Linked DNA regions of Homo sapiens: region 1 is linked to region 2. Evidence: chromatin loops called from intact Hi-C (ENCODE). Cell type or tissue: sigmoid colon. All regions are shown on one strand. Links, peaks and the distances in the headings refer to the core of each region. The heading gives the core; the rest is flanking DNA.

Evidence for each region. A loop is a pair of places that touch in the nucleus more often than their neighbours do. Peaks named below come from ENCODE experiments on the same cell type or tissue, not always from the same donor. Only the 100,000 strongest peaks of a DNase experiment are listed, where the experiment ranks them.
Region 1: a loop joins it to region 2, with 5 times the contacts of the local background. A loop is called at or near these places in 1 of 110 quality-filtered maps.

What each region holds. Positions count from the first base shown.
Region 1 is chr7:82,049,186-82,057,316 of GRCh38, reverse strand. The region is part of intron 10 of CACNA2D1 (calcium voltage-gated channel auxiliary subunit alpha2delta 1); the gene reads left to right. Among named protein-coding and RNA genes, the nearest start is that of CACNA2D1-AS1, 44 kb to the right of the region's middle. In sigmoid colon, for the core only: no CTCF peak of the experiment used is centred there; no DNase peak of the experiment used is centred there.
Region 2 is chr7:82,315,277-82,323,407 of GRCh38, reverse strand. The region is part of intron 3 of CACNA2D1 (calcium voltage-gated channel auxiliary subunit alpha2delta 1); the gene reads left to right. LOC107986813 (a long non-coding RNA gene) reads left to right here. Exons shown (of 2, transcript XR_001745254.2): 2 at 1-143. Among named protein-coding and RNA genes, the nearest start is that of CACNA2D1, 120 kb to the left of the region's middle. In sigmoid colon, for the core only: no CTCF peak of the experiment used is centred there; a DNase peak (open chromatin) is centred at 3,437.

The DNA of each region.
Region 1 (8,131 bases), core at 2,734-6,733, 270 kb after region 2:
GGTTTTCATATTGATACATTCTGCCTTTTAGGGGCAAAGCCAGGGGGGTGGAGGAGAAAATTGATGTGTAGCATTTGCCAATTTTCATGATGCAAATATTCCCACTATGACCAATTTTAAGCTACCAATGTGAGGTTAACTGGCTTTTAAGTTTCGTGAAAATTTCAACCATTTTTAAAAAATTATTATTAGCAGTTACAAGCTGGCTTCAGCACATAGCACCATGGTTCAAAATACATATCGCATTTTGAAGACAACATCCCCAAATCAGATTTTCATCTGTAAGCTGGAGCCTTAGTTGTACCTTTAGAGGAGACTGTCCCAATGTTATCAGGCTGGCAGCCTCTAGTGATGCAACATATGGTAGACCCTGTGAGTCCTGTGGTCATGTGCTTATTATTGGACTCCCTGTACTATAACATGTGTTGCTTAGTTTGAGATGTTATTCAGTATCCCACGATAAATCAGTCAGTATTTGTGAACCTGAGGATTAGTGATACTTGATGACACCTCATCTGTGAACAAGAAAGGGGAACCCATAACTGGAATTTGTATCCATAATAGGAAAAACAAATTTGACCCCTTCTCCAAGGGGGTAAAATGCAATATAATAATTTTTTACATCGAGTTGCTGGTTGCTTTCTTTGAGAAGTGGTACTATAATGAGGACTCAGCATCACACTATTCCCGTGGGTTGGTTATTTACCAGTGGCAGTAGTTGCATCAAACTGGAGGAGCTTTTAGGCCCATGTGTATCCTCTCTCTCTACTATCAAGCTCCTCCATTCATGGGCCTATTTTGCAAGCAGTACAGTTGACACATACAGAGCTGGATGATCTCCAGTGGACAGATCATCTTATCTACCCAATTGTTTAGTGCCTTTTCTGTGACGAATGTTCTCTAGCACACATTGATGCAAAACAAAGACATCTTTATGCTTCATGCCTACCTCCATAGGTCCATCCTCATGTTGCTTCTCCAAAACTATGTATGAGGAACATCTTCTAATCTTGATCCTTTTAGGACTTTGGACAACCAGCCATGCCATTTATAACTGTATAGGAGTCCATGAGTTTTCTAATTGTAGGTTACTTATTTTCCACAACATATTGATGGCCAGTTATATTTTGCCTCAATAACCCTAAACATCCATTCCCTGGCATATTATCTCAGTATCTTCTGGTTCATATTAGGCAGATCCTGCAACTCTTTTGTTAAATATCTTCTTTTGTTTTCTTGGAGTAGAGACTGTACTTTTCAAGGTGGGCCGTGTTGATACTTGGCCTTTTTTTTTTTTTTTTTTTTTTAACTTTTGAGTAGGTTTATTGTCATGTAACCTTTTGGGATTCTTTCCTTTTTTTAAAAAATTATATATATATATATATACACACACACACATATTTATTATACTTTAACTTCTAGGGTACATGGGCACAATGTGCAGGTTTGTTACATATGTATACATGTGCCATGTTGGTGTGCTGCACCCATTAACTCGTCATTTAGCATTAGGTATATCTCCTAATGCTATCCCTCCCCCCTCCCCCCACCCTACAACAGGACCTGGTGTGTGATGTTCCCCTTCCTGTGTCCAAATGTTCTCATTGTTCAATTCCCACCTATGAGTGAGAACATGCAGTGTTTGGTTTTTTGTCCTTGCGATAGTTTGCTGAGAATGATGGTTTCCATCTTCATCCATGTCCCTACAAAGGACATGAACTCATCATTTTTTATGGCTGCATAGTATTCCATGGTGTATATGTGCCACGTTTTCTTAATCCAGTCTATCATTGTTGGACATTTCGGTTGGTTCCAAGTCTTTGCTATTGTGAGTAGTGCTGCAGTAAACATACGTGTGCATGTGTCTTTATAGCAGCATGATTTATATTCCTTTGGGTATATACCCAGTAATGGGATGGCTGGGTCAAATGGTACTTGGCCTTTTTGTTGTCTAAAGCCATTAGATGAGATAGGATCAGATCATGAGGAAAGTATGCATCATCTTTTATGGTCTCTAGGAACGCAGAAGCTACTGCCCTCTAACTAAGGGTCACAGGTTACTTTTGCCTGTCCAGAGGGTATAGGGGAATCCAGAATTTTATATTCTGAAGTCCACTTAGATGTCCTCATCCTAGTACAAAGGGTGCTTCTCCTTGCCTATTGATGTTCTGACTTTTGCATAGAAAGCTGCCAAGGTTGTGAATGCAGCGTACTTTATAATTCTGAGATTCTCAAAAGAAAATTCTGAGCCAAATTTCTAGCACATGCTGACCTTCCCAAAATGGGAAATGAGAATCTTTTAATTAGTTGCCACACAGGTTTTCTGGCTTTCTTACTTTGGCCTTAGTTGATAGTTGGCTGACATAAGGCTATCATTTTCTTCAGTGAAATTCAACAACCAGCCAACTCATAGTTTTATGATTACTGTTGTCCCCATGTCTCTCAAATGCTAGGTGCATCCCCATTAATCAGTATTTTATTCTGATCACTGCAGATGAAAATCTTAGCAATTGTGTTGCCATAGCATCTGAGGAGTTTTTTGACTCCAGTGATGACTGTGCCCCCAGGTACAAATAGGGTCTTTGTTGCCGTATGTAATTTAGGAAATGATTCAGTTCTGGAATCCCATTCTGAAGGTCTGCTTACTAAGAACACTGGTTGGTATCTGCTTAGATTGATTTTCCCCAGAATAGTCACTGAGACAAGGATTCAAGCTTAAATGGTTTATTTGGAAAGTAACTCTAGGAAAGACTTAGAGAAATGTGGGAATTAAAACAAGGCAGAGAATTAATAAATGATTCATCTTCAAACAAGTTTCCACTGTGAGTGAGTGCAGCTTATTTCTCTGGGAATAAGTATAGATTTCATGAATTAGAGTTATCCCTTCCAAGGGGAAAAATATGCTGGAGTATATAAAGTTGATGACTATTCCCAAGTAATGTTAATTCTCTGGCATTCCCAGACCACCATGTGCAACAGCAGAGGGTTCCCTGCAATCTCAGGCAGTTAAAAGTTGGGTTGACATGAATGGAAAAATGGATAGGGCATCAATATCATCTAGCTTGATTAGAAACTGAATAATGCTATCAATAAAATGCTTTAAAATGATTTCTGATTAAGCAAGCTTTGAATGAATTTTATACTGTCAACATTTAGTCAGCAACTAACATTTATTTCCTAAAGAACTTAGAATGGGCATTGGGATTCTTAAAGCCTGCCAGTTTTAAAGGCCATTGATTTTCCTAAAAAAAATATGTTGTTAAACGTGTATTTATTTGAAGAAAATTGTTAACTAATTTCTTAAGAAACACAACTGCAGGATATCTTCTTGTGGTTTCTGTGAACCAGGTTAATACAGACTTTACTGATGCACTGACAGCTCTTTGTAAATCCTAAGCTGGGTGTACTCATTTGGTGTGGTTTGAATGTGTGAGCTAAAAGCATATGGGAAAACAGAATATATTACTCGTAGGAAAAACTGGGAATACATTTCACCTGGAAGTATGCACCTCAGTACCTCAAGTTAAAAGTTATTAAAATACCTCCATTAATATGTCATAAACAGGGCAGAAAAGTAATATTGAAACACGCACAATTAATGGAACTTAAAAGATAAATAATCAGGAAGACATTTGAAAGATGAGGTCATAGTGACTTTCCACTCTGCTTCTGGAGATACGTATTACTGGTTTCAGCTCCTGGTATTACTGGTCCCAGCTCCTAGTTCCTCCTTAGGCTTAATTAGTTTTGGTTACTTATTTACTTGTTTATGGCTCTTATTTACTATAAAAATATCATTTTTTTGTCAACTACACTCTGAAGTTTTGTTAACTGTACACTTTTGTTTAATTTTATTATTTCAAAATAATCATTAATACATTTTTATGATTGAAAACTCACTAAATAATTTTAAGTGATTACATTGAGACATAGATTTGCTCCTCAGAAAATCAGTACAAATAAAATCCAAAGTAAACACGTGTTCATTATTTTTGTTATTTGTGCATTAACCTTCTATTTAATCATAATTGATAGGTAATTATTTAATTTTTTTTTTTTTTTTTTGAGACGGAGTCTCGCTCTGTCACCCAGGCTGGAGTGCAGTGGCGCCATCTCGGCTCACTGCAAGCTCCGCCTCCCAGGTTCACGCCATTCTCCTGCCTCAGCCTCCTGAGTAGCTGGGAATACAGGCACCCGCCACCACGCCCGGCTACTTTTTTGTATTTTTAGTAGAGACGGGGTTTCACCCTCTTAGCCAGGATGGTCTCAATCTCTTGACCTTGTGATCCGCCCGCCTCTGCCTCCGAATGTGCTGGGATTACAGGCCATTTAATTTTTTTAAAGCAATGTTCAAGTGGCAGACACTGTTCTAAGTGTTTTTCATAGTAATTTGTTTAGTCTTTACAGCAACCCTGTGAGGTTGATAATACTACTATTCTTAATATTGCGGATAAGAAAACAGTAGAAAAAGTCTTAGCAATTTTTCCAAGAAAAGAGAAAGAACTGGAGTGTAGCCATCTTCATTCATGATTCTAGATTTAACCAAAAAGTTATGAGGCTAAATCTTCAGGAATATTTATTTACTTTCTTTACCGTGTATCTTTTGCTCTTATGAAACTTCATATATTCTTATTTGCATTTATAATCTTTAGTGTCAACCACATTATATATAATCTTTAGTGTCAACCACGTTAAATTCATAATTTTAAAGAAATTTTTCAGTCTTATGAGTTAGTCTGCTTTATTTTGAGTATATACTGTCTGAAATTGATACAGGTAAAGAGAATTGATTCTTATGCAACATTCTGGTAAGAAAAAAGTAAAATTACATTTTTATCTTTAACATATAGGCCCTTCTCATTAAATACAGATTTAACAATTTACTGATATGGAAATTCTCAGGAAAAAAACCTTCAAAATATATTTATAATGTCAAGTTGTATGTGTGCGTGCATGTGTGCATGTGTATTTTATTTTCTCTCTAAAGCTGTTTGAAAGTCCAGGAAAGCAACAATATACCTTTAGCTTTTGTAACTTCAGGAATCCATAGTAATAAGGCACTGAGGAAGGAGGGAGTGGTTCTATAGTTAACTTTGACCGTAATTTTTCCTTAGAGACCTCATGCATTTCTCTTTATCTTCATACCCAAAAGAATGTGGGTCATCCAAAGACTCAGGATGCAATCTATATTAACACTTTCCCAAAGTTGCCCAGAAGCCACCAAACAGAAAAATCAAGTAGCCTCTCATTTTTAGGGTTATTTTTCTAAGTTTCTTTCATTCTTTTTAAAAATAACAGTAATTTTTCATGCTTAAATCATGTATAAGATGTCAGAACTAACGCTGCATCATTTCTGAGTGTTTCTACTATCTCCAGGGTTGTTCTTTGTTGCAGAAAGGAAGCCTGCTGTTAGCAAAGCTGAAATGCAAGCATAATGTAGCTGTTTTCCCACTAATCCAGTTATATGCTTTGATAGGAGTCAGTGGTAGATGATAGGAGCAGCAATTCAATCACAGCGTGTTCTGATTTGCAGGCAGAATTTCAAGTGTTGACACAGGGATTTGAATTTGTTTATGAATGTGAGGGAGTTTGACATTTTAGGAGTAAAATACTGCAAGCCAGTGGAGGATGATGGGAAAATGTATATGGATTGCAGACAATATGCTAAAAGTTAACAACCAAAGGAGATCTTCATGTCTTTTAATAAAACCACACATTTCTTACTAAAGAATTAGATGCACATGTTATGATTATGTTAAGGATCTTTGAGTCAGTTTTCCTCGTGGAAGCTTTTCCAATTCACAGTCATTATAAAATACTGTCTTTGATTTTTTACCAGAAAAAAAAATAATCAAAATATAATTCCTTATATCTTTGCTCTTGCTTGTAGGAAATAACTTTTTAAAAAGTTAGTTGTACCTTTTGTCCAGATTGTAGTCGCTAAGCAGCAGTCCTAGAAGTGACAGTTTATAAATGTAAGTACAAAGTCAAAAGTGAAGAACCATAGCTAAATAGGAGGCTGGAAAGGAAGGTGAGCCCTTTCCCAGCTGGAAGCTTTTCCCTAAATGCAACTGCTATAAAAGCCTGCAGATTTCCTGGGTCCAGACCTCTGTGTGAGACAGGTCTGTGCTTATTATTTGTCTATATAAACAATAATTCTGAATATGGTATTCTAAAGATTGTAAAAGTCTTTGCTTCCCACAGTATGCGGTTCAAGGAGCCAATATATGTTGGTTTATATCAAGTAAAGAGCAACGCGATGGAATGATCCTGCCAACACGTTATCCCTGCATGGACAGTGTTAGTAAGCTCACATCTGGTTTGACTCATTCTTCACAGGCAACCCTGTCTCTTAGATGGACTGGTAGAATTGCATAGGAATAACTGTGCAGCTTTGGAAACTACTAGTTTTATGACCTTACACAAGTAACCTAGGGCTTCTGTCAGTTTCCTTATCTTAAAAATGGACAGGATAATTTAACTTGCTGAAATGTTGTTGAGTACCAAGTGAAATGTCACATGTAAAGTGCTTATATATTGTAATCATGTATTATGATGATGATTATTGTTATTTAGTGTCATCTTCCAACATTTTTCCACCAACTGTTGGGAGACATTTCTTTATGAATCTTTCACATTTAAGTCTAAGCATTAACAGCCAATTTATTCAGATTTATTTGCATTCCAGGATAGTAAAGAGATTTCTCCTTCTCCCGAAGAGATTTTCAATGCAGAGTAATTAAACTATTGTGTCTCTCTGGAGGGGAGGATGAGTGTGGGCCATCAGAAGCCCCTGTATAAGATCAGGGACTTCCTCATCTTGGGACTCCTGGCTGGAAACCCATCTCACTACCTATGCAGGTGACCCCTGGCTGTCCTCCTGTCATCCTGTGGGAATTGAGGTTTGGGCAGCTTGTGCAAACAAAGATGTTACTCTGCTCCTCTGTTGCTATGAGTAATAAACTCTTTGTCTCTGACTCAGAGGGCTTGTATTTTTTCTGCCTTTTATCTATGACACTGTAGGAGGCTTACTTGTTAGCTTACAACTGCTATAAAATCTCAGACATTTCAGTTCCTGACTTGATTGTTTAACACCAACTAATACCAGAGCAGGAGGTTGTTTAAATATGGAGTTGCACTGTGTAGGCAAGTAAGAGATGATTTCAATTGTTCCATTTCCTATGTGCTTTAAATTTCAGATTTCCTTCTAAAATATGCCTAATGTATTCCTAGACAAGGACATGTTTTGTTGGCTTTTTTAGATAAGGAACTTCGCTACTCAGCCTATGAAAATGAGTACAATTGTAAATTGCTGCACAATTTGAACTTAAAAGCAATTTCTATCCCCCAGTGCTAAAAGTTTCTTAGAAAACAGACCCTCTTTTTGCCAGAGCTCAAAGAAAATAAAAGATATTTGCCATGTCAATACAGTTTTGTGACAAATCTAAGAGAATAATTTCTTGTCTTATCAAAAGCCATCCATCTAGAGTTCAGGAAAACTTTATGTTGATCTATTGCTCATTTATGTCAACAAGAAGACTGCAGTTTATTCTCTTGCCATCGAAGTGGGGCCTGTAGCCAAGCAGTCTGAGCCTTGCCTGGGAGCTCTGTTAAGCAATGGGTACAAATGCAGCATCTCAAGCTGCACTCCAGAGCTAAGGAGAACATCTGCATTTGGAAAGTCCCCCGGGTGATTCCTGTGCAGGGGTTTTTATCGCATTACTGTTAACTGTGTGTACAACTGGCGGGCTTTGCGTCATTATAGAAGAGGAAATCAGTATACTAAAGAGGTACCTTTAGCAAGTTCAGCAGATGATTAACTGGGGCTTGTTGTAAATAATCATGTTTTTCACTGACTCAGATTTTAAGAGCTTGGTAATTATAGAATTCTTAATACTATGGATGTTTGAATATTTTTATTTTGTAGACATTTGTTTCTTTGGGGATGGGAGGAGGTCTTAAAACAGGAAGAAATGGAATTAAGAGAATTTGTTAAAAGAAGAAGAATTCTATCTTCTTATGCACTTTTTTTAGGTAAAGATGGGACCTTTATAAAAGTATTTTCATTTAAAAGACATAAAGAAATTATGGACAGTAAGAAAAGATCAAAGAAAAGGACAAATTTAGTTGT
Region 2 (8,131 bases), core at 1,465-5,464:
TGTTCTTTCTATGATGATAGTCATCAAACTTTACTTGGGGACTTGAGAGTCTGTGAAATCCTTGATGATTGTTGAAAGATAATCCCAAAGTGAGGCAAAAAAAGAAAAAAATCCGTATGTCATTTCACCTCTTTTTTTTTTTTAACAACATAGCAAGCTCGCCTCAACAGAAATGCTCTGATCTGAATGTGCTAGTTAATAGTGTTTTGGGTGAAAGTAAATATAGAGAAACAGTGCTGATCCAAGGCCAACCTCTTTATTTCACATAATGGAATCTTTAAAGAGAACTTCATGGTATCCCATAAATTCAAAGACAATCTGATCAAGTAATGTTTGGTAACATTAAACAACATTTAGCCATTTATAGAGTTGGACTAAAAGTGGTGTTCTGATTCCTAAATGTTAACTTTGTTTTTTAATCTCTTGATATTTAGTTTTCCCTTTTCCTTGTTAACCCCTTATTATCTCCCCACAGAATGAAATAAACTCTAAACCTTCCTCTGTAAATTCATTTGCTAACTTTTACTGAATGACATGAAGGTAGAAGCCCGTTGTGAGATGCCCAAACCCATCCTGGCTTTTTTATATACACAGGTGTTCTTTGCATCTGTTCTTCATAATTGTTTAAAGCTTCTAAAGTCAAAAACTGCATTCGCAAGATAAGATTTCTATGATTCTTTAAAAAATCTCCTGATACGATTTATCATTAGAATGATGAAATGCTCTGTCACTTTAATTAAAGTATCATGGATCATAAATCTTTTTAAATTTTATTTTTATTATTTTTTTGAGACAGGGTATCATTCTGTCACCTAGGCTGGAGTGCAGTAGCGCTATTATGGCTCACTGCAACCTTGACCTCTTGGGCTCAGGCAGTCTTCCTGCCTTGGCCTCTTGAGTAGCGAGACATATGCTACCATGTCTGGCTAATTTTAATTTTTTTTTTTTTTTTTTTTGTAAAGCCAGGATCTTCCAGTTTTGCCTAGGCTGGTCTCAAACTCTTGACTTCAGGGGATCCTCCCACTTCAGTCTGCCAAAGTACTGGCCTTATAGGTGTGAGCCACCATGCCCGGCCCAAAATCATAAATCTTGATGGAATTTGGGAATTTTGGAATTTCAGTTTTCTGGTCTTTTCATCTCTTGCAGTTGAATGTCTAAGCCACCAAGGCAAGGGAGTTGGCAGTTCTTTTCTCAAATATTTTTAGTGATTAAGCTTCCACAATTGTAAAACCCCATTATTGTTGCTTAGCTTGTTTTTTTTTTTTTTTTTTTTTTTTTTTTTGAGACGGAGTCTCGCTCTGTCACCCAGGCTGGAGTGCAGTGGCGGGATCTCGGCTCACTGCAAGCTCCGCCTCCCGGGTTCACGCCATTCTCCTGCCTCAGCCTCCCAAGTAGCTGGGACTACAGGCGCCCGCCACTACGCCCGGCTAATTTTTTGTATTTTTAGTAGAGACGGGGTTTCACCGTTTTAGCCGGGATGGTCTCGATCTCCTGACCTCGTGATCCGCCCGCCTCGGCCTCCCAAAGTGCTGGGATTACAGGCGTGAGCCACCGCGCCCGGCCACTTAGCTTGTTTTTTAAGAAATGATTCCTAACATCTGTGTCCTTGTCTAATTGAAACATGTTTTCTTTTCTCTCTCCTGTGTACACTAAAATTTGATTGGCATTCTTTTTAGAAGAATATCTCATTTTGTATGTATGTGCATGGGGGGCGTTGGGGATGGTAGGAGCTATCATCAATTCCTCACAACTTAGTGTTTTTGGCGCATAATGATGGCTTTCAGTTGCTGAGCCATCTTTATTGCCAGACATTGTGGGAAGTGCTTTATACACAGTATCAAATTTCATCTTCAGAATAACCTTATGAGGAAGATATGTTATTGTGTTTGAAGATAAGATACAGTCTTCTTACAGTCTGTAATCTGTTACATTTTGAGGCGAAAGCCATCTCACTTTTTTTTGAGGAGGGGGTAAGACTCTATTTTATTTTATTATTTTATTTCTTTTTCGAGACAGAATCTTGCTCTGTCACCCAGGCTGGAGTGAAATGGTGCCATCTCGGCCCACTGCAACCTCCACCTCCCAGGTTCAAGCTATTCTTCTGCCTTAGCCTCCCGAGTACCTGGGGTTACAAGCGCGCACCACCATGCCGGGCTAATTTTTGTATTTTTAGTAGAGACGGGGTTTCACCATGTTGGCCAGGCTGGTCTTGAACTCCTGACCTCGAATGTTCTGCCTGCCTCGGCCTCCCAAAGTGCTGGGGTTATAGGCGTGAGCCATTGCGCCCAGCACCCATCTCACTCTCAAGTGTCAGGTAGAGGAAGTTTTATACCCAGGTATGTCTGACTTATGTCTGTGCTTTTCAACAATGTGCTTTTAGCTAGAGCTAAAAGGTTCATTAAGTCATAGATGACTTTAACTTATATAAAATCTTTATATAAGTTTTTGGCTTTATATATATATAAATGGCTTTATATAAGCCATTAACTTATATAAAATCTGTTTACTAATTTTATAGTATTCAATTTTGTGAATGTATTATTTATTTAGCTATCTCCTACTGATAGTTTATTTTTTATGTGGGTGATATGAATACTGTTTATAGCACATCTTTACACATATATGAGAAAACTTTTGATTGCTTTATTATACTTAAGTCATGTAAGTGAAATTGTAGTGTCTAACAGCATATGGGAGTCAGGTGGTGGCTCACTCCTGTAATCTCAACATTTTGGGAGGCTGAGGCAGGAGGATTGCTTGAGGCCAGGAATTTAAGACCAGCTTGTGCAATATAGCAAGACCCTGTCTCAAAAAAAAAAAAAAAAAAAATTAGCCAAGTGTGGTGGCATGTACCTGTAGTCTCAGCTCCTCAGGAGACTAGGATGGGAAGATCACTCGAGCCCAGAAGTTCAAGGCTGTGGTGAGCTATGATGGTGCCACTGCACTCCAGCCTGGGTGACAAAGTGAGACCCTGTCTCCCTCAAAACCACAGATGGTGCATTATTTATTGTTTGTTTTCCTTTTAACAAAATAGAAATCTTTAATTCTTCCATTAATTCCTTCTCTCTTTTTTGTTTATTTTTAAATAACAGAATTTCTAATAGACTTAAATGACAGCGACCAAGTTACATTTGACTCAGTATAATAAGTTAAATATGGTTCTGTAAGTAGGACTTAATTTTAAATGATAGATATATTTTTAATTATTATAATAATGTCAAAAACTCATACTTTTCTCTGCAGATTAGTGCCTTTGTTGTTGGCAACATAATCAGTTCAGAATTAACAGGCTGGTTGGGGCAAACATCTGTCTTCCAGATTTATTTAAAAAAAAAAAATCAGCCTCAGAGTTGCAGTTACTGATTCCAGATACCAGCTCATATGCTCTATCTTGCATGTATTATCCAGCCACAGGCAGCATGCCAACAGGCCGCAGTGTGGATGAGTGCTCCTGCTGTTGGCAGTCCTTGTATTCTACGGGAGCTGACGCTGTCAAGGCCCAGTTAAGAGCAAAAACCAAGTTGTGTCTTGACAGCTGAGACATTAGTTACAAAAGACTGTCTACTCCTTCTCTGGTTAATTTATTCATTTAGTCTCAGGACTCATTACTCCCCAATTACAGCTACTCCTATAAATGTTGGTCTATTGTGAACCAGTCACCCCTGATTGTTTACACTGTCTTTTCTGAGAAATTCTAGGTCCGTCAACTTAAAGGTCTAATAATAAATAATAATGACTCATTTTCTACAAGAGGGTTTAGAGAGAATTTATTGCCCTATATCTTACTGCCTGTGCCACTTTTTTTCTAGCACAACAACATAATGTGGTTCTTAAACAAAAAAATAACTAAATAAATTATCAAGTGTTATATTTATGTGCTCAGAACATTTCTTTAAAATGTGGATTTTCAAATAGCCATTTTTGCTTGTCATTGATAGTAACAAGTTTGACTCTTGCAGAAATGTTCATTTTCATTAAGTGACTGCACATATCAATTTCTACCTCTCAAATGGGTATTTTTTAGTTTAGATAAAAAGATGAATATAATGTATAATTTTTGATGTCTTTGTTAACAACTGTATTTTGATTCAAAAATTGTATCCATTGAAATGAAATTAATCCTCATGATTTCTCAGTAGAGAGTAATTATGTTTTTAGTTTAAATATTAAAATGTTCTAAAAATATCAAGTATCTTATATGAGACCTTAAAATAGAAGGTCTTAATAACAATTTTTTATGTGCTTCTGATATACTAGACACTGTACTAAGGACTTTTTTGTATTTACTCATTTAATCCTTTCAACATACTTCTATACTTGGTATTGATAGTCTCAATTTTATAGAGATATTTTGCCCATGTATTTGTATCCAGATCCATTTAATTCCCAAGCTTTCTGGCAGCATATCTCCTCACTCTGCCTTGCACTTATCATGTGTCAGGCACTCTGCCTAGTGTTTTACACAGATTTTTCCATTTAATTCTCTTTTCTCTGACTTCTCCTCTTCCTACTCTTTCTCTTCTTCTTCTCCCTCTTCCTCTGTCCCTTCTTCTTCCTCTTTCTATTGCCTTTCCTATTTGTCTTCTCATTATTATTACATGATATGATAAGGCCAAGAAGTATAGAATGAAAAAGTTTTAAGTATATTATCTGAGGTCATGTAGTTCTAGGTTGGCATTTTTGTTTCTAAATGAGATTATGTATTACTGTTTTATTTTACATCAGATGTGGTATAGAAAAGTGATAATGGTAGCTTATTTTAATTGTTACAATTTATGTAAAAGGAGAGAAGGATTGAAAGAGAAGAAGGCATGGAGAGAACAAAGGAGAAGGGGTCTAGCCTTTTTATTCTCTAGACTTACTTGCATTAAGTATTTACATAAAATGTGTGGTGAATTTGGTAATGGAGATGGAGATTGTAACATCCATGAGTTTTTGTTAATCTCACTGTAATTACTTAGTTTTTTATGTGTGAAAAACAAGAATTTTAGAGTATCTGCAAGCCACATAGTGTGCTGGGGCTTTTATACTCATAAGTGAGTATATTTTAGGAGTGTTTTGGGGAAACTCTGGTCTAGATATTACAGCATATGTAGTTGCATAAAGATCAAAATTAATTAGAATAGTTTTTATTTCTGAACTTGAGCTTAGATACCATGCAGACATTCACTTTTTTAATTAGCAATGAGACTAGCAAGCTTTCAAAAAAATCATTCTGGTCTGTTGGTATTTCAAGAAGTGATTTTTGCTAGCTTCTAAAGCATAGGTTGTAGGCAATTGAAAAGTGAAGTATATCATTTGAAGTTCTAAGCATAAGGCATGCTTATTTAACCAACTTTTAATTACAACTAGTGAGAAATGGAGGGTAAGTATATAGTTAAAATACAAGACCTCTTACACAATTAAAGGAGAAAGGAGAGAGGCATCATATGAGAGGGCAAAGTAAACCATGGAGGTCAGCTGAGTTGATCTAGTATAGTACAAAGAGCTTGGGAAAACTCTCTTCGGATTTTCATTCTTCACTAAATTTACAGATGTTTAATGTATTCACCGTCATTCTTTTTCCCCAAATAACTGTTTATTGGAGCTTTATAATTTTGCAAATGAAGCTATCTTTTGGAGATTGCTCTTTCTTTAATTTAAATGACGCCAAATGTCTGCTAGTCATCTGGCAAGGAAAATCAGGGCTGCTTGGTGTTGCTATGCTGCCATGATCAAATTTCTCTTCTAAATAGTAGTCTCCAGTCCTTAGTTGACATTTCACACCAATTGCCCTGTCACTGTTGGAGGCTAAATCAGCATATTAAGAAGCAGCAAGTGGTACCTAATGCCTGTCCTGAGGAAAGTTACTAGGTTTTAGTCACCGCAAAGATTCTCAGCTGCTCCTCCTTAAGTATTTTAGACATGCTCACTGATTTGAAACAACATTTTTCAGCTGCATAGAAGGCATACTGAATAAATACTGGAAGGAGGACAGTTTAAAGACTTAAAAGCAGTCTCTGTCAAGGCAGGCCATACTTTTCCTCTCAGCCGTACACACACACGGGAATTATCCCTATGATCTGCCTGTGTTTTAAATTGCCACATAAGTAGGCATCCATTACAGAGGAAGCTGGCAGTGTACATTTTTGTTGTGTTTGTGTGACAGTAGTAATTTCCTACTTCTCAATTTAGTGACAGCATTTTAAAAAGAAAATAATGTATGCATTTTAAGAAGCAGTGAGCCCCAAAAGACTTCTAGGTACTCTTGGTAGCTTATATATAAATGCAGAATCACATGTATGGTATAGTTAATGTTTACTCATTCGGTAATATTCAACTAACATTAACCAGTGAAAGACTGGGGTCTGCCTAACATGGCTTTGATGACATTTGTACAGCCTTTTCTGATTTACTTTCTAGTGTTAAGAGTGTATTACTGAATCAGATTGATATGGTTTGGCTGTGTCCCCGCCCAAATCTCACCCTGAATTGTTATAATCTCCATGTGTCAAGGGTGAGGCCAGGTGGAAATAATTGAATCATGGGGGCAGTTTCCCCAAAACTGTTCTTGTGGTAGTGACAGTCTCACAAGATCTGATGGTTTTATAAATGGGAGTTCTCCTGCACAATCTCTCTTGCCTGCCACCATGTAAGGCATGCCTTTGCTTCTCCTGTGCCTTCCACCATGATTGTGAGGCATCCCCAGTCAGGTGGAACTGTGAGTCCATTAAACCTCTTTTCTTTATAAATTACCCAGTCTTGGATATGTCTTTATTAGGAGCATGAGAACAGACTAATATACAGATATTTTGATTTATATGTTAGCTACTGATTGAATAGCTTTAGTTTTCTTTTCTTTCAGATAGAACATCATTCTATTATATTTGGTTCTCATCAGAGAGGGAAAAATCTTATAAGCATGTCTTATTTTAAGGAACCGGATTGTTCTCTTTGTGAGAATTTGGGAGTGGTGAGAGAAAGGAGAATTAGAGTTAGAACTGGCAAGGGTAAAAATATTTGATTTTTAAAAAAAATTCAGTCAGAGAAGAAATAATTTTATTAATGTTTATAAAGGCAGTAAGTAATGAAAGGAAATAATCGAGTTATCAAGGACATACACCCAAGTACAAACAAGCAATGCTATTCAGTGAGAGACTTCAGGAACACTTCTGTCCTGTCAGTTATTAGAACAGTGTTGAATACTGTTAAAACAGTTATTTTAAATTCTTATGTAGTTACTATATAAAATAATTAAAACTACCTTATTTATTATCTGTGTCTTTTAGGAATTCTTAGTGATTGTATTTAAAATTTATAATTATAGGTTTTAAAACATAAGCAAACTTATCATTTGTCAAGTAAAATACATATTAGATTTTTTATTTTTGAAGGTTTTTTTGTTGAATTTTTTGGTGCCTAGAATTCCCATACTTTAAAGCAAATAATATTTAAAAAAAAAACACCTGGTGACATTGATCTAAGGAATTAATTTTAATTTCTAGCCAAACCCAGTATTTGCAAAATGTAAGCAGTGATTAACTAAAACTTCTTAAGAAAAAAGTATCAAGTTAAATTTTGATTAATTCTACTGTTAGCGGGCATTAGTTGATTTACACTGTGTGTAGAATTGGTTGTGTGGTGAAATACAATACTGTTTGTCTTATCTATTATTCAGGATTTATTTTTCTAGAATTCTGATTTCCTCCCCTTCTTCATGTTATCAGTAGAGGATGACATTTTTAATTTGCATGTAGCAGGTTAATTTTTAAAAACCACCTTGTCTTTTAGTGTTATCTTACCTGATTTTTTTTCTGGCATACCTTTCTTTTTATTTGCAACATTTTCAACTTTCTTTTAGTGCTGTTCTTTTCAAGCAATATGTAGCTTTTAATTTTTGATGCAATATGAAAATTTCTGTCTCTTAATGAGAAAATTCAATCCATTGATGTTTACTTTGATGACTGAAAAACTTGTTTTTATTTATTCCAACTTACCATTTATTGTTTTAGAAAATTGCTGCTGTTGCTTTTTTTTCTTATTGTATTTCTTTCCATCTTTGTACATGATCATTTGAAAGTTGTGCTTTTTGAATTCATCATGGTTTCTATTCTTTCCTTAGTCTTTCAATAACCCTACTGTTTAAATATGG